Regions from separate parts of the Mus musculus genome. Here all the other regions are linked to region 1. The links are chromatin loops, found by intact Hi-C in ENCODE. Cell type or tissue: left cerebral cortex. All regions are shown on one strand.

The links. A loop is a pair of places that touch in the nucleus more often than their neighbours do. Peaks named below come from ENCODE experiments on the same cell type or tissue, not always from the same donor. Only the 100,000 strongest peaks of a DNase experiment are listed, where the experiment ranks them.
Region 2: it touches region 1 in a loop (2.2-fold over the local background); 5 of 42 quality-filtered maps call a loop at or near these places.
Region 3: a loop joins it to region 1, with 2.4 times the contacts of the local background. A loop is called at or near these places in 4 of 42 quality-filtered maps.

The regions. Positions count from the first base shown.
Region 1 is chr11:107,172,556-107,180,555 of GRCm38, reverse strand. Nol11 (nucleolar protein 11) reads left to right here. Exons shown (of 18, transcript NM_133702.3): 8 at 438-514; 9 at 1,464-1,587; 10 at 1,895-1,980; 11 at 3,699-3,773; 12 at 4,809-4,990; 13 at 6,827-6,952; 14 at 7,095-7,346. Among named protein-coding and RNA genes, the nearest start is that of Gm39425, 13 kb to the left of the region's middle. In left cerebral cortex, a CTCF peak has its summit at 3,110 (motif pointing left); no DNase peak of the experiment used is centred here.
Region 2 is chr11:107,075,907-107,083,906 of GRCm38, reverse strand. It overlaps Bptf (bromodomain PHD finger transcription factor), which reads left to right. Exons shown (of 28, transcript NM_176850.3): 5 at 1,207-1,394; 6 at 2,336-2,691; 7 at 3,053-3,184; 8 at 5,258-5,387; 9 at 6,109-6,247; 10 at 7,206-7,385. Among named protein-coding and RNA genes, the nearest start is that of Bptf, 52 kb to the left of the region's middle. In left cerebral cortex, no CTCF peak of the experiment used is centred here; DNase peaks (open chromatin) are centred at 184 and 4,445; H3K27ac peaks cover 320 bases.
Region 3 is chr11:107,061,032-107,069,031 of GRCm38, reverse strand. Bptf (bromodomain PHD finger transcription factor) reads left to right here. Exons shown (of 28, transcript NM_176850.3): 12 at 633-757; 13 at 1,777-1,905; 14 at 2,936-3,086; 15 at 3,322-3,364; 16 at 6,250-6,496; 17 at 7,197-7,348. Among named protein-coding and RNA genes, the nearest start is that of 1810010H24Rik, 39 kb to the right of the region's middle. In left cerebral cortex, a CTCF peak has its summit at 3,915 (motif pointing right); DNase peaks (open chromatin) are centred at 3,534, 3,981, 4,243, 4,842 and 1 more place; H3K27ac peaks cover 2,532 bases.

The DNA.
Region 1 (8,000 bases):
GCTAAGTGTTATTTATTTTGTACTGTTAGTACATGCTTCTGTGTGTTTGTGTGTGTACATACATGTATATGCCTGTGTGTGCTGGCTTTGGCCTCAGGGTAACATGGGCCCACAAGAGGGTTAGGACTTCTTCTATATTCTAAAATAATTTGGTGCTGATTTTATGATTGCTGGGATTCAATGGTGAGGTCATCTGGTCCTAGACTTCCTTCTTGAATGTTGTTTTAATTACAGACTCAGATCTGCTATCTTGAACTTTGTGGGGCTTTTCCACTCTCTACCTGCCTTGTGCCTCATCTGTTTGAATTCTTGGGGCAGCCACTCTTTTGTATACATCAAGCAAACTTGTGTGTTTCCCTCTGCCTCCTTCCTTCATGCCAGAATAGCTTGTGTTTCTGTTTAGGTCTGTTTCTGAACTTCTGTAAATTATATTATAGAGTGCCTCTCCATATGGAACATAAAGTTTCAAACATTACAGACGTCAAAAGAGCTGCCACAAGGAACCAGTGGGCAGGTAAGTCTGACTTTTTTTTCTTGTTTGTTTGTTGGGTTTGGGTTTGGTTTCTCTGTTTTGTTGGGGTTTGAGTTTGGGTCTTTGCTTGAGGTAAGATGTTGCTGTGTAGCCTAGCATAGCCTCAAATTTGCAATTCTCCTGCCTCCACCTCCCCAGTACCGGAATTATTATAGACATGTGCCATCGTTCTCTTAGTTATTTGTTTTAGTTAGTTAGTTCTATTAAGTTTCTTTCCTCTGAGGAAAACTAGAATTACAGTTGATTTTGTTACCTAAGAGCTTACATTTGATTGGGTTTTTGTTTTAAAAAAGAATGAACCTATGTGTCCATCAATGACTGAATGGATGAAGACAATGTAGAATATATACATAATGGAACTTGGGTCATAAAGAAGAATCACATTTGTAGGAAAAGTATATGAAAATTTTAGAAATCAGGATTTTCTTTTTTTTTGGTTTTTTTGAGACAGGGTTTCTCTGTATACCTCTGGCTGTCCTGGAACTCACTCTGTAGACCAGGCTGGCCTCAAACTCAGAAATCCGGCTGCCTCTGCCTCCTGAGTGCTGGAATTAAAGGCGTGTGCCTCCACGCCCAGTTTAGGATTTTCTTTATTTCTTTTTCTTTTGGGGGGGGGGGGTAATTGAGACAGGGTTTCTCTGTGTAGCCCTGGAACTCACTTTGTAGACCAGGCTGGCCTCGAACTCAGAAATCAGCCTGCCTCTGCCTCCCAAGTGCTGGGATTAAAGGCGTGCGCTACCATGCTTGGCTAGGATTTTCTTTCATTGCTGGATCTAGACTTAAATTTGTCTGAGATATGAGTGTGGAGCAGGGTCATGGGAAGATGAGACTGGCAGCAGTGAGTGGACAGTAATGGAAAGTAAGGGCAGGGGCTTGTGAGTGTATGTGCAACAGTCAGACTTTAGAAAAATGGATGCTTATTTTCTTTCAGCTCTGGTATCATGGGGAAGTACTATTCATGCTACATGGAAAAAGTCTAACTGTGATTCCATACAAGTGTGAAGAATCGTCTCTAGCAGGCGCTCTTGGAAAACTCAAGCACACACAAGAGTCAGGTAGAACCCTCTCTACTTTCTTAGATCATTTTATTGGCTCCTGGTTCCTTTTTTCTTTGGGTTTTTCTAGACATAGTTTCTCTGTATAGTCCTTACTCTCCTGGAACTTCACTCTGCAGACCAAGCTGGCTTCTAACTCAGATCTGCCTGCCTCTGCCTCCCAGGCGTTGGAACTAAAGGCGTGCACCTCCACCTCTTGGCTTAGACCTCTCTTAAATTGTGCATAAATGGTTTTCCTTTGCTGTTCATTGCTTTGATGATATTAGATCAAAATAATCCAGTAATTTTATGTTTTGTATTTCCTTAGGCACTCATTCTGTGCCCCACTTTGTAAACTGGGAAACATGTTCAGGATATGAACTTGGGTCCTCCGGTGCAGAGCAGTCAAGAACTGTAAGTTCAGTAGTGGGATGAGAAATGTTAGTGCGAATGTAAAAAAAAAAAAAAACAAGGAAAAGCTGTATTATTGTAAATGTTCCTGTGTGTTTCTTTTGTTTGTTTGTTTTTGTTTTTTCGAGACAGGGTTTCTCTGTGTAGCCCTGGCTGTCCTGGAACTCACTCTGTAAACCAGGCTGGCCTCGAACTCAGAAATCCGCCTGCCTCTGCCTCCCGAGAGTGCTGGGATTAAAGCTGTCAGCTACATCTTGATTTTTAATAACGGCTTCAGCATTGTAACTGTACAGCTTTTACCCAAACTGATACTTGGCAACTCTAGATGTTAATTTTTTTTAAATAGTTATTTATTTTATGTTCATGTGCCCAAGTATATACGTGCTCCACCAGGCAAGGGGAGGAGAGTCAGATGCCCTGAACTAGAGTTGTAGGTAGTTGTGAACTGCCACGTCGGTACTGGAAACCAAACTGAGGTTCTCTGCAAGTACAACAGATGTTCTCAGTGGGGCTCTCTCCAGCCCCAGTATATGTTAGTATTAAAGGATGTGTGTGATATCAACTAAGTCCCAAGTAGAAAATATGCCAGTGTGCAATTAGCAGTAATATCTTCCTGAGTGTAGAGGTGTCCAGATAAAAAAAAACAAAACAAAACCACTAAAACCAAAGCTGGATGTGATTCAAGCCTCTAAGTCCAGCACTTAGGCTGAGTGAGGAGGGTTGCGGGTTTGAGGGCAGTCTGGGCCTAGTGAGGTCCAGTCCAGCCTAAGTTACAAACAAAAAACAATGAGCTTAATTTTAGATTTTTAATAAAAGCACTTTATTTATAAATAAATCTTGTTTTTAAAAAATATTGTATTGAAGCTGGAGAGCTGGCTCAGCAGTTAAGAGTTCTTGCTGCTCTTGCAGAGGGCCTAAATATAGGTTCAGTACTGATTGAGACAGCTCACAGCTGCCTATAACTCCAGTGTCCTCTTGTAGCCTTCTCCGGTACCTGCGTTCACACACACACCCCAGGGAGACGCACATTGGCCTGTGCGGGAAGAAAATCTTAAGAGGAGGTCTGCTCTTCAGAAGCCCAAGTTCAGTTTCCAGCAACGACAAGGTGGCACACAACCATCTATAATGAGATCTGGTGCCCTCTTCTGGCCTTCAGGCAGAACTCTATGTATAATAAATAAATCTTTTTAAAAAAGAAACAAAAGAGAAAATATTGGGGCTAGAGGGGTGACTGAGTGGTTAAGAGTACTGGCTGCTCTTATAAAAGACCAGGTGTTGCTCCTAGCATCCACATAGCAGCCCAGAGTTCAGGGATCCAACCCCCTCTTCTGGCCTCCATTGTGGCCTGCACTGAACATGCTAAACATGCTACACATGCACACATGCTACACATGCACACATGAAGGCAAAATACTCTTGCACAAAAAATAAAAATAGCTGGACATGGTGACACATCCCAGCCCTTGGAAGGTAGAGGCAGGTAGATATCTTAAGTTTGAGTCAAGCCACGCACTTCATAGTGCGTTTCAGGACACCCAGAACTATAGAGAGAGAGACTCTGAGTCCCAAGGGAAAACAAATATAATTTTTAAATAATAAATCCTGAATATGTATTTTCTAAGTATATGATCATACCTAGTATTCTAATCTGTTTCATAGTCTTGATGTTTTGATAGGTCTTTTGCATTTTTAGAAAACCTAACAAATTTATTTACTTACAGCTTAGGAGAAAAAAAGTTGAAACAAATTTACAGCCAGAAGTTCCAGGATTCAAACAACTTTTATCAATAATAAAGGTAATTCTGTTTGTTTGGTTTTGTTTGTTTGTTTCGTTGGTTGTTTTTTTTTTGAGACAGGGTTTCTTTGTGTGGCCCTGGCTGTCCTGGAACTCACTCTGTAGACCAGACTGGTCTCGAACTCAGAAATCTGCCTGCCTCTGCATTCCAAGTGCAGGGATTAAAGGCGTGAGTGAGCCACTACTGCCCGGCCCGGCTTGTTTGGATTTGTTGTTGTTGTTGTTTGGTTTGGTTTGGTTTTTGGTTTTTTGTTTCCAAGACAGGATTTCTCTGGGTAGCCTTGACTGTCCTGGAACTTGCTATGTAGACCAGGCTGACCTCGAACTCAAGAGATCTGCCTGCCTCTGCCTTCTGAATGCTGGGATTAAAGGCATATGCTATCACTGCCTACTTAATAAAGGAGAATTTTTTAAAAAGAAAGCTAGAAATGGGGCTGGTGAGATGGTTCAGTTGGTAAAGGCACTTGTCCTGCAGCCCTGGTGGCCAAGTTTGATCCCTGGGACCCATACAGAGGTGGACTGAAAGAACTCAATGTGTATGCTCATTAAGTATATGAGTGCACAGCACCAGAGTGCCTGGGAAGTTAAGTAAGCTACAGTGTAGATTTTAGGCACTGAACCCAGATCATATGCACAAACAAGTGCTCTTAACAGCTGAGTTATCTCTCCAGTGCCATCCTTCATGTTCTAATGTTTATTGTTAGCTATGGTGAACATTTGCATTTTAACTTTGTCAGAGTGGTCACCAAACTTTGCCTTATTTGACTCTATTATCTGATAAAATTAGTGATGTGCTGTTGTGCTCTTCCTGTATGTGAGAGTCCACATGGTGTTTGTAATGTAGTCTGAGTAACTGGGTTTATAAACCCTTAGATTTCTCCTCCTCTGTAGTGTGTATGTGTGTGTGTTGTACAATTTGTCAACTTGCTTGAGTGGGTTACATGAATATTCATGTTTTCTTTTTTTTTTTTTTTTTTAAGTTCAGACTGATATTTCTTAATGTCTCAGGCTAAATTGTTTAATTCTGCCCTTTCAGAAAGATTCAGAAAAGCACATTGAAGTAGAACTCCGTAAGTTTTTGGCGAAGTCAACACCTGCCTTTCATACTATAATTGGAGACTTAGTAGCAGGGCTTGTGGGAAGATGTAAAGCCGAGCCATCGTTTTACCCCCGGAACTGTCTGACACAGCTCATCCAAACACACGTGCTTTCCTACAGGTGGGTGTGGGTGTCTCCTGCTTCAGACTTAGCCTTTTTTTTTTTTTAATCTTGTTGTTTGTACTTGTAGGTTTTTGTTTTATTTTATTTGGTTCTTGGGAGGTACCTCAGCAAGTGAAGTATGAGGACTGGAGTTTGGCCTCCCTGCGCTCCCATAAAATTATGGTGGGGTATGGCAGCCCACCTGCAATCTTAGTGTATGAGAGATAAAAATAGGACTAGCCAAAATTTCAATCTCTAGGTTCAGTGGAAGACCCTGCCTCTTTTTCTTTTTTTTTCCTTGAAAGTATTTTACTTCAGATTGAAAAATTAACAGCCTGCACGCTGCTCATTCCAGATACATAGTATTCACGAATACAATGCTGGTCATCTGGGGAATGTATACACACCTCAATTCTCCTTCATGCTTTTTCTTTTAGAAAGATACTGTGTACCAAAAAGAAACATCAGCAGTACAGGAAAAACTATTTTCCCAATAAATTTACGAAAACCTAAGATTCCCAGTGGAATCAAGATTATCTTCCCGCTACCACCACCTTAATATAATCACATGCTTATTGGACACTAATAACCCACTTAAGAGTAAATTTACTTTCAACAATGAGGGTGATTCTTTGAGACCCTGCCTCTTATAAGGTGAAGAGCAGTAGAGGAAGCCACTCAGTATCACTCTGGAGCCTCCACAGACTCGGGCACACACTTCTATGAACATCCACTCATAAGTGATCATGTACAAATTAACACCACTCACATAGCTCACCAGAGATTGCTGCCTGGACATGATAGTAGTCTCAGTTCCTTTCCTGTTGCTGTGATGACATGGGCTTCACCACATAGACCTCTCCATACCTTCACAGCTTCGCACAGTGGGTTTGTGAGTCCTCTTTATAGAGACTTCAATCCCACCATACATTGCCTGCCTCAGTTTCCACATCTTTGCCCTCAGACTATTACTGCAATGATAATGCTGCTGAGTTCAAGAAATGGCTCAGACCACTGCCATATCAGCTCATTTGTGCAGGCCCTAGGGAAACATTTTGCTGGGCAGTTGGATTTGAGGAGCAGGGAACTCCTTCAGTGTAGACTTCTTTAAATGACTCTGAATATTCACTAGATAAGGGATGATGTTCTGCTCTTGGGACAGCTTTCCTGTTGTCCATTCTAGCTTAAACGGTTTCTAGTTAAGGGTGTTGATCTCTTTAATAGTTACAGGTGGTCTCTCAGTATCAAACTAAATGACCTCTTGAAATTTCCTCTATGAAACAAACTGATCTGTTATTGCTCAGCTCAACTTCATGTATGTTCTCAGGGTATGGACAGAGGAAAGCCAGATTCTTGATTCGATACCACACAAGTGGCCCATAGCCCAGTCCCCTAAGCATCCTTGGTCCACTGTTCAGATCTCTTCCACCTGAATGGCCTCCCGAACTTTGCTTTCAGCATTTAACTGCTTTTTGAACCTGAAAGAAAGACATTAAGACAATGTTGAGATATGTGCCTGTAAGCCCAGCACTTAGTAGGTCAGAGCAGAGAGATTGAGTTTGAGGTCAGCCTGGACTACATAGTGATTCTTCTTTAAAAAACAAAACAAAAGCAAAAAACACTGGGGCTGGAAATAACTTGCTTGTCTTGCAAAGGACCTGGATTTATTTTCTCGGGACCTGCTTGGTACCAAGGGATCCAGGCTCTCCTCTGACTTTCAGAGACACCAGGCACATGTGTGGTACACAGACATACATACAGGCAAAACAATCATAAAATAAACTTTTTTTGTTGTAATTTACTAATGATTTTTTAAATATAAAATTGTAGTAATTGTATTACTTCTGGTCTCAGCTTATGCCCTGACTTGATGGAGATTGCCCTAGAGCACACAGATGTGCAGATGTTACAGCTGTGTCTACAGCAGTTCCCTGACATTCCTGAGTCCACCACCTGTGCTTGCTTAAAACTTTTCTTGAGGTAAGTTAGATCCTGTGCTTTCAGTCCCTTGACATCATTTAAGTCTGATTTCTGAGGTGTTGGATGCTTGGATTAGAAAATGAATTTACAGAAGTTTCGAATTGTGAGAAGAATTAACTCTTGCTTTCAATTAACATCATAGCGTTGGTGATGACTGTCTTCGAGACAGTAATATCAACATGGAGTCAGTTTTTGATTATAGTGATTCCACACAAGATGAGAAAAAGGAAATGGAAGAGCAAATTGAAATTGTTCAGAATGGCTTTGGACCTGAAGATGGGAACTGCAGTGAAGATAGTCAGCAGTTAAATGATAAGCCTGCAGACACAGCACACGAGCCCGGCTCCTTCCCTGTGACCTCATGTCCTGTGGCACCAAAGCGAGCAGCTCTGCTGTATCCTTCCAAATCATTTCCACTGCACTGTGTCCATCAGGGACATATGCTAAGCAGAAACTAAGGCGTGGTTAAATTGTTTTTCCTGTGTGTTTTTCAGTATTTACAAGAAATGCATTATAGTCAATGCTGCCTTCAATTATTAAATCTGTTCACTTGTGTGAGCTCGCTCTCTCTCTCTCTCTCTTTCTCTCTCTCTCTCTCTCTTGTGTGTGTATGTGTGTGTGTGTGTGTGTGTGTGTATGTGTGTGTGTGTGTGTGTGTGTGTGTGTGTGTGTGTGTGTGTGTGTAGGTGAATTACACCCATGATCATATGCATACCTGGCAAACATACTACCTCAGAGCTGCTTTCCTTTGCCATTTTTTTTAAGATTTATTTATTTTATGCATATGAGTACACCACCATTACTTTCTTCAGACACATCAGAAGAGGGCACCAGACCCCATTACAGATGGTTGTGAGCCACCATGTGGTTGCTGGGAATTGAACTCAGGACCTCTGGAAGAACAGTCTGTGCTCTTAACCACTGAGCTATCTCTCCAGCCCCCCTTGCCATTTTTATCTGTTTTCTTTGGGGAGTCTTTTGTTGATTCTTCTGGCTTAATTTTGTTCTGACATGTGTCCTATGGCTCATGTAGCCAAGAACAGCCTTG
Region 2 (8,000 bases), 97 kb after region 1:
CTTCCTGGGAATTTACTCTTCTGCTTCAGGGTGTTGTGGATTATTGTTTCCTGCAAGCCACAGTTTTTCTGTCATCGAGGTGTAAGTTAGAGCCTCTACCTTACACCCTCACTAACAGGGAAAGCAGAATCCTACACGGGCTCAGCCAGAGCCAGAGCACTTACCCAGCTTGCGAGCTCTCCATTCAGTTCTACGAGAGAAAGGGAAAGGGAGGGGAGCCAAGAGGAGAAGCCAGTTTAAAAACGGAAACATGGAATAGGGTGATGCCTGACTGGGAGAGTGGCCTCATGGGATGGGGGTTGCTCTGTCCAGTTCTGTCTGGGTGCTGTAGTTGCTTCCACAGGCAGGACACATGGTCCTATTATACAGTTAAAGTGGATAGACTAACCTCTCCAGAGGGTAGGGTGGGGAGGGGACACATTGAGCCTACTAATGGTAAACAACCCCCCATTTGCATCTGTCTTTACTTGCCTAAAGTACCACCATCTATATAATGTGGTAAATTCCCATCCTTAGATTTACCAATGCTATACTGTTTATTTTCTTTTTTTAAGCTTTAAATTAAAAAATCAGGTCTTGTTCAATTTTCTGGCCAATGGAAAATATACTGTAATGAGTAGCTGGGGTATGTGTGTTCATTATCTGACATGAACTCTGTGCATATAGAAAGCAGAAATTGCTTCTGGACATTTACATCTTTCTCCATCAAAAGCAGATGTTGAGAGATTCTCATGTTAAGAGGATAATTGTTGTAATGAGTTATCCATATATAATTGTGCAACTTCTGTAGAGAAAAATTCAGTTGTCACTTATGTTTAAGATTTAAGACTATTCCTACTTAAGTTCAGTGGGTAATCTTTCTAAAATTAACTCTCTTTTGAACATACAAATCAAGGCAACATCTTTGCATTTAGATTGTTATGTTTGTTATTTGCAAGTTTCTGGGGGTCCCTCTTTTACAGTAGATGTGTTTCAAAACAGTTACCACTTTTCGGTAAAATAATGAACAAGTCATGGATTTTTTTGCTTTTGGTGTTTGCTCTGGAGGAAACCAAGGACTGATAACGTTTGCTTGGCCTGTGGAAGGACATTGTCTGCCTGCTTGTCGGACTTTAATATAGACAGCATGAGTGTTGGATAAGTGAGGCGTTCGTAGTTACTTCCTTCCTGTCCACATCACTTCGTGGCCTTTTCATTTAATAACAGGTGATTTCAGACTGGAGAAGTCCAATGGAGAAGTTTCCGAGTCCCCTGGAGCTGGGAAAGGAACATCTGGGTCCACTCGTATCATCACCAGACTGAGGAACCCGGAGAGCAAACTCAGTCAGCTCAAGAGTCAGCAGGTGGCAGCTGCAGCCCATGAAGCAAATAAATTGTTTAAGGAGGGGAAAGAGGTGTGTTCTATTTAAGACAAAATTCTGTGCACTGTGAATGGTTACAATTGTGCATTGGAGAGACAGTTGCCCTTCCAATGGGCACCTCCCAACGCCAGCTCCAAGAGACCTGAAGCCTGTGGCCTTCAGGGGCACCCGCACTCATGTGTCAGTTCCCACGGGCATACACATGTGGACTACACCCTTGAGTCTTTAAAGTAGGTATAGGAAATGTATAGATCTAGTTTTGAATTGTATTTTCTTTCTTGTAGTGAGTACCAAGAGCAACATTGTTAGGCTTGTTTTATGGTAAATACACTTATACACCCAAATTTAGTCTATTTATTAGAAATTCAGTGAGCAGAAGACATTACAGAGTCAGCTTTATTGCATATATTTCTCCTTTGTTAGTTTTTTGTTTTGTTTTTTTAAGCTACTGTTTTACTGTGTTGCCCTGGCCACCCACCTTGTTTTTGTTTGCTTAACTTATATTTTATTAGTGTGTGGTGTGCACACAAGTGCCCAGATTTGTGAAGGGAATCCAGACAACTTTGTGGAGTTAGTTCTTTCTTTCCACCTTGTGGTATCTAGAGATTAGAGTTGGTCACCAGACTTGTCAAGTGCCTGTACCCACTGAGCTGTTCCACAGGTCCTTTGTGTTCCCCACCCTAGAGACAGCTTGGCTTTGAAGCTCTGACTAGACTTGAGTTCATGGTCCTCCCCCTCAGCCTTTTGAGTGTTAGGACGACAGGCATGAACACCAGCCCAGCTCCAACCTCACTTGAAATGTAGCTTATTTTTTCTTTCTTTTTTAACAACCCATACCCCCCAAATTTAGCAATTAAACTTCAGTCTCTTAGTCATAGATGTCACCTGTTTGGAATGTTTACAATTATTGAAAGACAGTTGGCCAGACAAAATTTGCATCTTTGACACAAACAATGACTTACTTTCCTCTTTAGGTGCTGGTGGTTAACTCCCAAGGAGAGGTTTCACGGCTGAGCACCAAAAAGGAGGTGGTCATGAAAGGGAACATCAACAACTATTTTAAGCTGGGACAAGAAGGGAAGTATCGAGTCTACCACAATCAATACTCGACCAATTCATTTGCTCTGAATAAACACCAGCACAGAGAAGACCATGATAAGAGGAGGCATCTTGCACATAAATTCTGTCTCACTCCAGCTGGGGAGTTCAAATGGAACGGGTCTGTTCACGGGTCCAAAGTCCTTACCATCTCAACCCTGAGACTCACCATCACACAGCTAGAGAGCAACATTCCTTCATCCTTCCTTCACCCCAATTGGGCTTCACACAGGTAAAGGACGCTGACGTTAATTTATTGCATTAAGAATGCTAACTCCCTGTAAATTGATCCTTATAGTGTGTCCCTTAAAGCGTTAATACCAGTGAGTTCAGTGAAGTCTCAGTGGGCAGGAAGCTGAAGATGTGTGTGGGTCAGAAGTACCAATGCAGCACTCACATCTGGGTAGCTTCAGGTGTCAGAACTTTATCCCTAGAGTCAAGTGGAGACCAGAGTTAAAGAATGTTCTACAACATTCTTTAGGAATGTATAGGTTGAGGAGTTGAGAGACTGAGTGATACCTGGTGCTGCTCCTGGTGTATAAAATCTCCTTAAGAGCACCCGAGTGACGTGATTTCTTCCTTCTGCAATGCAGGGCTAATTGGATCAAGGCCGTTCAGATGTGTAGTAAACCCAGAGAGTTTGCGTTGGCTCTCGCAATTCTGGAGTGTGCAGTTAAGCCAGTTGTGATGCTGCCAATATGGCGGGAGTCTCTAGGACATACCCGGTGAGTAAATCCTGAGCCTTGGGAATGGTGGGTAGTGGAGACTTCTGAAATGCTAGATAATTCATAATCATGGAAAAACCCGAGAGTTCATGGTAAAGACTGTCTTTTCCTGTCTACAATAATTCATAGGGTACAGAACTGTAGTGAAGATGAGACCAAATATGGTTTTGTTGTTTTAAATTTGTGTGTGTGTGTGTGTGTGTGTACTTGTGTGTGCCATGTGTGTGAATAGATGGTTTATTCTTTTTTTTTTTTTCCCCAAGACAGGGTTTCTCTTTGTTAGTTGGTTTATTCTTGACGGGTGTCTTTGCCCCTTGAGCCATCTTGCAAACGATATTACAAGTGATAGGCCCTCTTTTTTGAGATAGGCCCTAAGCCTTAGAGGAAGTGAAGTGATGCAGATGTTCCATTTGTGACTGAGGAGTCCACAGACACTTGCTTTCTGTATGTGATCAGCTGTGAATGTCTGAATTGACCACCCTTATGTATGACACAAAAATAGTTCCTTGATGGTGTCTGAGAGCTCACCCTTCACCTACACACAGGCACTCACATTCCAAACACACACAAATGTGCACACAGACAAATAGATAAAGTAGTTGTCAAAGTCTTGGGTCTAGTGGGTAGAGGCTCCAGCTGCCAAGCCTGAGGGTCTAAGCTTGGTGAGATCGAATCTCAGAAAGTAACAAGCCAGGCATGGTGGCACATACTTTCAATCCCAGTGCTTAGGACATGGAGACAAGGTGTCCGGCCATCATAGGATACATGAGATCATGTCTCAGGAAATAACCAACAATAAAACAGTGTTTGAGAGAAATGGCTCGATGGTTAAGAGCACTGGTTGCTCTACAGAAGACCTGAGTTCATTTCCAGCACTCACGTGCTAACTGTCTGTCTGTAACTTCAGTCCCAGAGGATCTGATGTCTTTTTCTGGCCTCCATGGGCCCCTATAAATATGAGGTATACATAAACTCATGCAGTCTCTCACATCTACACATTAAAAGAGTAATTATTTAAAGAATAGGTATTAAATTGAGGTACACATACCTTTAACTTCATCTTTATGTAATAGAGGTTGGACAATTAAGTTTGAGGCCGGCCTGAGCTACATATACATAAACCTTGTCTCAACAAATATAAAAACATGTTTGCAGTTGTCAAAATACCTCCTGGTCTGAGGAAGCCGAACAGTGCTCCCTGCGAGTGCTTAAACTGGCAGTGCTCCCTGCGAGTGCTTAAACTGGGCCATGGAAGCCCAGCTGTGCAACCCCGAGCGCGTCATTACAAAAGAGGACATGTTTCAGGGAATGAATAAACCCACGTGCTAATAGAAGAGAGGCAAAGGGTGAATTAATTTATATTTTTGTTCTGATACATTCCTTTTAAGTGGATATAAAACCCAGGTGCCATAGAGAAGGAAATTGGACAGACATATTTTAAAATTCTGAGTGGAGAACCATTATTGTAATCAAACTCGAAAGAGAGATGGCAAGCTGAGGGGAAACATTTGCACCACAATGGAAGCTTTCCTCAATTGGCAAAGACCTTGTATAAGTGAAAGAACCAATAGTCCAGTACTAGTGAGAGAAAGGACCCAGACAGGCGCTGTGCAGGAAATGGATGTGAACGGCTGGCAGATAGACGGTGGTGGCTTCTTTCCTTAGGGACAGTATTGGTCCCTCCTAGTTTGGCTAGGAATTTGGAAGTGTGATACTTACCTTCAAAGAAGCTATGAAGCAGTAGGATGGATTTGTGGTTGGTGGCTCCTCTGCACCCCATGAAAGCTGTCCCAAGTCTGTATTTTCTGGCTAAAATCCATTGTCTTGAGTTGCTTGTGTGGCATCGGTTCTGTTTATAGTAGGCCTTTATGGACTGTGAGTGTTGGGTTAGGGTTGGCGCTTTAATCTCTTAGGGAATGATCATCTGCTTGTTCTGTCTGTTGAGCATCTTGGGCATAGAGTTGTAACTAAGTAATCTCTGGTTTTCCTCCTAATTTTCAGTTTTCATATCTTTTTTGTTTATTTTCCAAAATTAAATGGGATTCTTTTTTTTTTAAATCTGTGTATTCTCAGGTTACATAGGATGACATCAATTGAAAGGGAAGAAAAAGAGAAAGTTAAAAAAAAGGAGAAAAAACAAGAGGAGGAGGAGACAATGCAGCAGGCCACATGGGTAAAATACACATTTCCAGTGAAGCACCAGGTAACTGTCCCCGTGGTCGGCACGGTGCACGTGGGGTTCCGAATGCGGCTGATCTGCTTTGCTTTGTCATGATCTTAATTAATGAGGCAGTGTGAACACATGTAAGCATGGTTTTCTCAGAATTTGAGACCAATTTGTTGAAATTAGTAATAGAGATAAAAACATTGTTAAATTTAATAGAAGTGTAAGTTCTTTCACAAATCTTTAGATTGCTACTGAAAATATAGTTGTTTGGTAAATTTAATTTGCATGAACCTTTTATTATAATTTTTTAAAATTATTAATTTTATGTATATGAGTATATCGTAGTTGTCTTCAGACACATCAGAAGAGGGCATCAGATCCCTTTACAGATGGTTGTGGTTGCTGAGAATTGAACTCAGGACCTCTGGAAGAGCAGCCAGTGCTCTTAACCCCTGAGCCATCTCTCCAGCCATCTTTTATTATAATTTTATTTATGTGAAAATGTATGTGTATGTGAAGGGAAGGAGAACACACACACACACACACACACACACACACACACACACAGGTCACAGCATAATTCATAGGACTTGGTTCTCCCGCTCCTACCATGTGGGTCCATAAGGGTCGGGCATGTTGTGCCTGTCTTCCCTTCCCACTGCGTCTGGCCCAGTGTGCCTGATCCTTCGCTTGTGTTTGACAGGCGCTTCTCACACTCCGTGCATTTCCTTAACCGTTACATTTCCATATTTGCCAGGTTTGGAAACAGAAAGGTGAGGAGTACCGAGTGACAGGGTACGGCGGCTGGAGCTGGATTAGCAAGACGCACGTTTACAGATTTCTTCCCAAGTTACCAGGAAACACGAATGTAAACTACAGAAAGCCCTTGGATGGAGGTTAGCAAGCAGCTGTTTTAGTATATACAGTTAATACGAAATCTTTAATGTTTCCAGTTTTTATGGTCTTGAGGATTTTTGTTTGTTTTTCTTTTTTCAAAACAGTTTCTCTGTGTAGCTCTGGCTGTCATAAACTTGCTCTGTTGCACAGGCTGGCCTCAAACTCACAGAGATCCACCTGCCTCTGCCTCCCCAGTGCTGGCATTAGAGGTGTGTGCCATCATTATCCTGTGAAATATTTGTTTGTTTGTTTGTTTGTTTGCTTATTTATTTTTAATAAGACCACGTCTTCAGATTTCATAGTATACTGACCGTATTTTAAATGAATATGTCCTCAGGAACATTTAATAGTGTGTGGGAAGTACTGTTTTGATTTACTAGGTAGATGTTCTCATTTTTTAAAATTTACGATTATTTATATTTTATGTATATGAGCATTTTGCCTTCATGTATATAAGTGTACCATGTGTTCATCCCTGGTGCCCGCAGAGACCAGAAAAGGGACATTGAGTCTCCTGGCCTTGGAGTTAGAAAGGACTTTAAACCACTGTTAGTTATGAGTGCTGGCAACTGAACCCAGGTCTTCTGCAAAACCCACAGGTGCTCTTAACCAGCCTAACCAGTTCTCCAGCCCCATAAACTCTAAAGATTTTTTCAATTACCTTTATTTATAAGGCTTTGATAGATTTGAATTTTAGTTAACGAAAGATGAGAGAAAATGATTTTTAAAAATATTCAACTCTGTGATTACAATATTATTTTCAAAATACTAGTAGTGGTGGCTCAGAGGTTAGGAGTGGCTTGCAGAGACCATAGTTTAGTTACTTTGTCCTTTCTCACCTCTCAGGGCACCTGCACACTATAGATACGTATACAGACACAAAGACATAAATTAAAGAATCTTTTAAAAATTCTAATATTAAGAATATCTGTGACCATACATGTGATTCTTTTTTAGCCAAAAACAATACAGATGAAAATAAAGATGAGTCAGAGAAAAGGAAAAGTCCACGAAGTCCAAAAAAAATGAAGACAGAATGTGATTCTGAACAAGGTGAGACCAGAGATGCAGATGCCACAGCTGGAGCCGCCGCAGGGGCAATGGAGCTGTCTAAGGAACCTGAGAAGAAGGATCAAGGTAAGCAGGGGCAGGAGGCAGGGGGTGGTGAGTACCAGGTCAGGTTCCCACTGGCAAACACACAGCCTCTCTCTCACACAGCGCACTTCATCATGCCAAAGGATGTTGCTTTCTGATCCCACCCTGTTGGTCTGTTCTCTGTGGACTTGCCTGTTTTAGACGTTTCAGTTGAGTAAGCATAGGCAGTCTGTTGTCCTCCTTTATCCAGCGCGATGTGTTCAAGGTTCATCCACGGCGTAGTGTATACCAAAGAGTACTCCACTGTGTTGGTAGACCATAATTCATCTGTCCAGTCATTGACCAATGGATAATTCAGCTTTTCTGCTTTTTAGCTGTTCTGAACATTTAACACTAAGTTTCTAGGATTTGGTTTGTGTGTGTATGTAACTCTGAATGGCCTGGAACTCACTGTGTAGACCAGCCTGGCCCTGAACATACAGTGATCTACTGTTTGTGCCTCTTCAATACTGGGATAACAGTGCCACCATAACCAGCTTGTTTTCTGCATATTATAAAAGCATTCAGTTTACTTGTCTTGTGGGTTCCAGAGATCAAACTCAGAGCCTCATGCGCTGTATAGCTCTGAGTACAGAATCCTGGAAAAACAGATTTTCA
Region 3 (8,000 bases), 110 kb after region 1:
TTCCCTTCTCATCCGAGGAGCGGATGCAGGACCGTATATTTCTGGTAATGGATTTCTTCTAACCTTCCCCAGCACTGGTACATTCATAGTGTTTGTGGTGCTCATGAGCAGTGGTTCATGTTTGGAAAAGCCAGCTTGAACTTCAGAATTCTGTTCAATTGGAAAAGGTCTTTCAGAGTGTTTTAGTTTGTTTTACTCTTTGAGAAAATATAAACATTTTCAGATTTTTGTTTTGTTTTAGCAAAAATTAATTCATCATGATTTTTTCAATACTCCTATCAAATTTAGTAACACAGTTACTGATTTTGTTTTTCTCTGTATTTTTCATGCAGATACATTATAGACTAATATAAAGATCTTTATAAGTTGTTGTCATATCAAGTCTTAAGATAAAATACTTTAGATATTATTTCTGTGGCATTGGAAATGAGTCTCACTGATTTAAAATTGTTCAGTGCACATTATCCTGGGAGCCCAAATGTGTTACTTTAAAGACTGTAATGCCAGAGTCTGACGCAGCACTAAGGTTGTAGTCAGTGCCAGAAACATCTCCTTCAGTTTTATAGAGAGGAAGAGAAGAAAGTGTGAAAGAGTGTGTGTGTGTTTGTAGTTGATCTGGGTTTTTCTTTCAGGTATAGACTACAGACGGTAAAGTCCTTGGCTGGAGTGAGCCTGATGTTACGGTTGCTGTGGGCCAGTTTGAGATGGGATGACATGGCAGCCAAGGCTCCTCCAGGAGGAGGGTCTACACGGACAGGTAAGGGAATTGCATTTTAAGTGTAAAAGCTGTGGGCTAAGGATGTAGCTTAGTTGCTGAAGTGCATACATATCTCATGCATGAGGACTTGTGTTAGGTCCTAGTGCTGTGTGTGTAACCTGTAAGTTCAAGGCCAATTTAGATTATATAAGGCTGAGTAGCCGAAAAGGTAGCCAGACCTGGCAGCACGGGTTTATAATGCCATCTACTTTGGAGGCCAAAGCAAGAGGATCTAATTAATGACCTGCTTGAGCTCAAGGCCAGCTAGAAAAGCTGTCTCAAAATAAAATAAAATGAAATAAACAACAGAAGAAACTTGAAGTGGGTTGGTTCTGTGGCTGTCGCACTTGCCTAGCATGTGAAAGGCTCTGAGTTTGTCCCCTAGCCATGCAATAAAGTCATGTGCTGTTCACTCAATTTATTAAATACTTCTCTTATTTTATAGAAGTTTACTCTTGCTTAAGTTTTCTGGATGCCATCAAATTAAGGTTAAGGGGCAAGGTTTAGATTATAAGTAAGTCAGCACACATACCCCAACTCAAGTTCCAGTGGCACTCAGTATCCAGTGTGCTCAGCCAGTTCCCCGGGGCATCCTGGAGCCCTGGCCTTGCTCTGACTGAGTGCTGCCTCTTGAAGCTACCTTGGATGCTGTATCATTGTTCTTCTTCCTGCTACTTATGCTGAGGCAGAAGGATTGCCACAAACTTGATGCCATCCTGGGCTGACATATTGAGTTCTAGGCCACCTTGGGCATCAAAAAGGAAGGGGCTGGCCTGCCTAAGCAGCACAGTTGAGAGCCCTAACCTAAAAACAAACATTAAGACCACCTGCGAGCGGCCACTGGAAGCCAAGAAATTCAGCTGTTGTAACCCAGCAGCGATGGTCACTAATAACCCAAGGGGATGGGAAAGGAAGGTTTAGACTCACTGCCTTAAAGGAGAGCCAAAGGCTGCAGCTCCTGAGCTTCCTCATACAGAGTCCAGGTGGTTAGTAACAGTGTGCAACTCATATTCCCACAGAAACATCTGAAACTGAAATCACAACCACTGAGATAATTAAGAGGCGTGATGTGGGCCCTTATGGCATTCGTTCTGAGTATTGTATCAGGAAGATCATTTGCCCCATTGGAGTTCCAGAAGCACCAAAAGGTAACATAGAAGAAAATATATCATTGCTGGCCTTTTGGCCGAGTGTTCTGTTAATTGAGGTTTGGCTACCTACCTGACACTGCAGACTGCTCCTGTATTGAGGAACATGAAGAACAACCACCAAGACAAGAGATTGCCGTGAGTCCTAGGCTAGCCTGGCCTACAGAGTGAGACTTGTTTCAAAAACAGACAGACTAGGGGCTGGAGAAATGGCTCAGCAGTTGTTATTGTTCTTGCAGAGGACCTAGGTTCAGTTCCCAGCGCCTACATGGCTATTGGCCTTGCTTCCTGGTGAGCCAAGGAAGGGGCATCCTCAAGCGGTCCCTGGAGCAGGGTTACTGCCAGGAATTACTCTTCTCTTCTCTATCCAATGTCACAGCCAGAAAACTGCCAACATGCAAATTGTCTTTGAGTCTCAGCGATGAATTGCTTAGTCACACGTGGAGAGAGGATAAGGAACAGAGTTCCAGGCAGGGGAAGGTTGTTATGTGCGGCTCACCCAGCCTTTGCCAGGGCTAGGAAGCCCTGTCCCAGGACTCATGGCCACTGTTCTGCTTTCACAAGGACTCTGATTGTAACATGGCTACATGTAGCACAGACACTGTTTTTCACTGATTCTTATTAAAAATGACATGTCTTTATGTGCACTGGTGTTTTGCCTGCGTGTATGTCTGTGCAGATCCTCTAGAAATGAAGTAACAGACAGTTGTGAACTGCCATGTGGGTGCTGGGAATTGTCCCTCGGTCCTCTGGGAGAGCAGCCAGTCAGTGCTCTTAATCTCTCCTGAGCCAGGCACTTTGGTCCAGATTTGCAGTGTGGACCACCTGGCCTCTGTGATCTCAAGGATTTGCCGATATCTGGCACTTTAAAGGGAAAAGTTTGGCTGGTGGTGGCCTCCTGGGCTGTGTAACAGAGCCCATCTCAAGTTAAAAGATGTCGTTTGCCATCCACCATGCCTCATGAGATAGATGTCAGAAGAACTCCATGGGAACATTATTGCTGAAAACATTCTGATTTTCTTTCACTAAGAAACACCCACACCTCAGCGGAAGGGCCTCCGATCAAGTGCACTTCGGCCAAAGAGACCAGAGACCCCCAAGCAGACGGGCCCTGTTATCATTGAGAGCTGGGTAGCAGAAGAAGAGCTGGAGCTCTGGGAGATCAGGGCTTTTGCTGAGAGGTAACAGTTAACACCTGGTCACATGGGAGCTTCTGCGGTCTCCTCTACCCTCTGATTGTATATGCTAGCTCGGGGGAGTTGGTGTAAGCCTTGTTTCTACATTTAGTGTGTTTCGTTATTCTTAAGTTACCTTAAACATTCATTTAAAAGAAACAGTTCATGCCTCTGTGTGATGCCAAGTCAACCAGATTTCGTTTGTGAACGGTTTCTGATGAGTCGCTCCTTTTCCCTGCAGAGTGGAGAAAGAAAAGGCTCAAGCAGCAGAGCAGCAGACCAAGGTCAGTGGGCAGCAGGGCAGCTTCCCGGGAGGCACTGCACGGCAGGGTGACCTTCTTAACCAAATTCAGGAACACGAAAGGCCCGGGATTATGGCTTCACGTGGGATACTTAAAGTCAAGTGTACCTCATGTTTCATTCTTGAAACTGTCTCAGTGATCCATGACCCTGCACCTCTGCAAACTGAGCATAGTGTGGTGGGACATTGTGGCCTCTGATTGCTGTTACAGTTCCCTGAGTCATCTCTAAAGACTCTTTTCCTGCTGAGCTCCAGTGAAGCCTGTGAAGGAGGAAGCTTCACCAAGGCTCTCAGTTGATTGGAATCAATGCTCCTCGACAAGTCGTTTGCTGGTTTTTCAGCATCCTGTCTGGTGACCCATGTACTGTATCCAAGAATCAGAGGGCTGTGCTTGCTTCTGCAAGTGTAAATCTAGAGAACACTTAGCGTGGGTTTACAACAGAAATGTTGACATAGGTACACGTTTATTTTTATTTTATGGGTATGGTGTTTTTCCTGCATATGTCTGTGTATCATGGTGCACTCCTGGTACCAATGATGTCCAGAAGAGGGTGTCAGATGCCTGGAACCGGAGTTAGAGATGACTGTACCACTATGCAGGTGCTAGGAACAAGCTCTGGTCCCTTTAAGAGCAGCCCTGTCCTGAGCATCTCTCCAGCCCCAGCTGCATATATTTTAAAAACACTTACTTTTTAGGCTTTAAGGTTTTATAAAGCATGTTTTTCAAGCTCTGACCTGTCTTTCAGTTTATTCTGCATCTGTCTATTCACTTGAAATTTGGAGAAATAGCACTATTGGATTATGTGCTGAATTCAGCTTAGGAAATGTACAGAAAAGCATAAGCATCTGTTCCTATAGCAACTGGCATCTGTTCCTATAGCAACTGGCTAGTTGTTCTTTCCTCCCTTTTATAGGTGTATTTTGTCATCTCTGCACCACAACCTAGTTCGCCACTTTTTAATTTGTTTTCAAGTAGCTCTTCATGCTTTTAATGCATTTTCTCTTAGTGCAATACTTGTAATTATGTGTTGTTTCTTTGCTACTATTTTCCTTTGAACTAATTGGATCAGATGATGGTTCTAAGTATGCAGAACAAAGCTGAGAAATAGGGCTGGCGAGATGGCTCAGTGGTTAAGAGCGCCGACTGCTCTTCCGAAGGTCCCGAGTTCAAATCCCAGCAACCACATGGTGGCTCACAACCATCCATAATGAAATCTGATGCCCTCTTCTGGAGTGTCTGAAGACAGCTACAGTGTACTTTCATATAATAAATAAATAAATCTTTTAAAAAAAAAAAAAAAAAAAAGCTGAGAAATAAGCGCTGATAGCATCCTTCCAGTTCTGTTCAAGTATATGGGCTGTCTGCCAAAGCAATGCAAGCAGAGTGCCTGGGATGGTGGAGGAGAGGGGACGCCTGGGGACGCCCTGGGCTCCATAGAGTCTGGAGCATGGTGTCACAGTAGCTCAGGCTCTCCCATACCTCAGTGGGTAGCTCAAGCTGGCCTCAAACTCACGGTAGTCCTCCTGCCTCTGTCTCTCATGTACTTCAGTTACAGACATGAGCCGCCATGCCCAGCTCTTGTTAGTGGTTTTGAGACAGTGTTGGTCTATATCTCAGGCATCCTCAAATTTAAGGCAACCCTTCTGCCTCATACTTTTGAGTGTATGTAAATGGACTTCATCACAGCTCCATCGTGAGCTGGGTCCATGGGTCCCTAGCACAGCCTGTCTGTCAGCCAAGTTTCTTCATGTTTAGCATTTACAAAGCCAGCTAACTGATTTTGGTGACAACTATTGCTACATGAGGTGTACTGCCCAAACACTAGTCGTATTGTATGGAAGCCTGAGCTGTGGCTTAGTGGACCACTGTGGATAAATCCAAATAGCCTTTCATTTAAAACATGCGAGTTGAATTGTCTTTTGTACCTGTTTTGTTTTGTTTTGTTTTGTTTTGTTTGAGACAGTGGCTCTTTGTATAGTCCTGGCTGTCCCAGAACTCTATACATAGAGCTACCCTCAAACTTACAAAGAACTGCCTCCCTCTGCCTCACAGTGTAGGGATTAAAGGCATGTACCATGAGGCTGGGCCTGGTTTTTTAGAGTGGATCCTACACTAAAGCTTAGGCTGGTCCCAGAGTTGGGATTACTCATGTGTCTACCACACCCAGTTTAACCCTGGTTTTACTTATTTTCATTGTAATTTTTTGCAGTGCAGAATAATGACCCCGGGGCCTTGTGCGTGCCAGGCAAGCACTCTGCCAACTGAGTGGTGTCCCCAGTAATGCTGATGGGATTTCCCTCTGTATAAAGCATTTAAAGTGCCTTTAATTACATAGTACATGAAGTATTCCCAGTATTCAGGAGGCTGAAGCAAAAGGATTGCCCCAGGTTCAAGATCACATGGCGTTTGTTCCAGGCCAACTTGAGCTACAGAGTCAGACCCTGGCTATAAATAACAGTAACAGAGTCTCAAAACTATTTTTACTTTTCCATTTAACTTGATGACAAGTTTGCTGACCTGAATAGTAATAGTAAAAACTACTATCCTGCTGTTTATGATGGAATAATCTAAGCTAGCAATGCTGTCAGGCCCAGCCCACTCTTCCTGCTCTGATTAAGAGTCACAGGTATCCTGTCTCCAGGAAGATTTCCCATTCCCTCCTCACTCACTGGATGTTGTATAGAACATTTTGATCATTTAAATTTCTTATTTATGATTAATTTATTATGATGTAGGCACTGGAAATAGAGGCTGGGGTAAATTTCGACAGGTATGTTTTCCTTTTGCAAGTTCAACATCTGGCAAACCCTACAGAATGGGGGTTGCCATGGAGAACTGGAGTTCACTTTTCCTCTCTTGACTCTCAGAAACGTTTGGAGCAGCAGAAGCCTGCAGTCATCGCAGCGTCCACCACGTCCCCAGCAAACAACACAAGCAGCACTGTCTCTCCAGCCCAGAAGGTGATGGTGGCTCCCTTAAGTGGCTCGGTCACCCCTGGAACAAAGATGGTGCTGGCCACAAAAGTCGGCTCGCCTGCCACAGTCACATTCCAGCAAAACAAGAACTTCCATCAAACTTTTGCCACGTGGGTGAAGCAAGGCCAGTCCAATTCAGGTAGAGCCAGGGTGAATGAGTGGAACATTGCTTTTGTTCTGGGTGGGGAAAAGCATTTTCTAACCTTCATTTCCTGAGAGTGTGGTTCTGCCTCTGCCACTGCTTGCGCAGACAGGCTGGACAGTCGTTGTCATAGCTGCTCTTTGTGCGTCTCCTCTCTGCAGTCCTCACCTTCAGTACCCACATAGCCAGGGCACTTGGAGCAGGGGTGTTTTTATTAAATACAGAATGATCTGCATTTCGTGCATCGGTGCCCTTCCTAGAAGTCACTTCGCTGCTGGTTATTTAAATCTAAAGTTTATTAAATGTCTTATACCCCATTAGCCACCAGCACAGCTGCCACCTCTGCTACCACCATTGCCAGCACAGGTCAGACGTTCCAAATTACGGGCAGTCCCGTCACTATGGCAGGAAAAGTAATTACCAAATTGCCACTTCCTGCAAACAGCAAGATTGTCGCTGTAAATGTGCCAGCAACACAAGGAGGTAAGGGAAGCAACCGCACAGAGTTTGAGTTCACCTTCGCCAGATCATGCTGTCGCCATCCTCCATCTCCTCCTCACTGGTTTCAGTCGTCAGGTGTCACATTCTGTGTAGCCCACTCTGCAACCCGCCACACGTAGTTCCTCCTCAGACACCAGCAGCACCCACTGCCTTTCTTTGAAGGGGGTGGTTCATGTCTTCTTCATCTCTTTCTAAGGCATGGTCCAGGTACAGCAGAAGGTCCTGGGGATCATTCCATCGACTACAGGTCCAAGCCAGCAAACCTTTACTTCATTCCAGCCCAGGACTGCAACTGTCACAATTAGGCCCAATACCTCAGCCTCTGCAGGAACCACTACCACATCACAGGTAAGCAATCTTAGTGTACAACGGGATTTCTTTGTTGAGAAATGCTGATGTCACGGTGACATTCCTGTGGCCTCTGCCCCTATCAGTTCAGCCCATCTTCTTTTTTTTTTTTTTGTTTTTTTTTGTTTTTTTCGAGACAGGGTTTCTCTATAGCCCTGGCTGTCCTGGAACTCACTCTGTAGACCAGGCTGGCCTCGAACTCAGAAATCCGCCTGCCTCTGCCTCCCGAGTGCTGGGATTAAAGGGGTGCGCCACCACGCCCGGCTTCAGCCTGTCTTCCTTTACTATGATTTAATCTGTGATGAAGTACTGATTTGGAGATACACACACACACATAATTTTTTTATATTTTTAATGAACCCAGATGGTACATGATGTATTAATTTTGGTATTTGTTTAGTTGCATATTGGTATTGTTTATAACTGTTATTTGCCAATATTTCCTAAAGAAGATTGACAGCCAACACAGGAATGTGCTGCACTTGGTAACTCTGGCACGCTTGGAACTCCTCCCACCTGCAAGCAATTCTCTCTCAGCTGTGCTTTTAGTTCTCCTGTGTTCTTTCTGATCAAGAAGGAAACAGTGAAATACACTGTATGTCAGCTGCTAGGTGCATGTGTTAGATAGAACAAAGTCCAAATGTTCTGACTC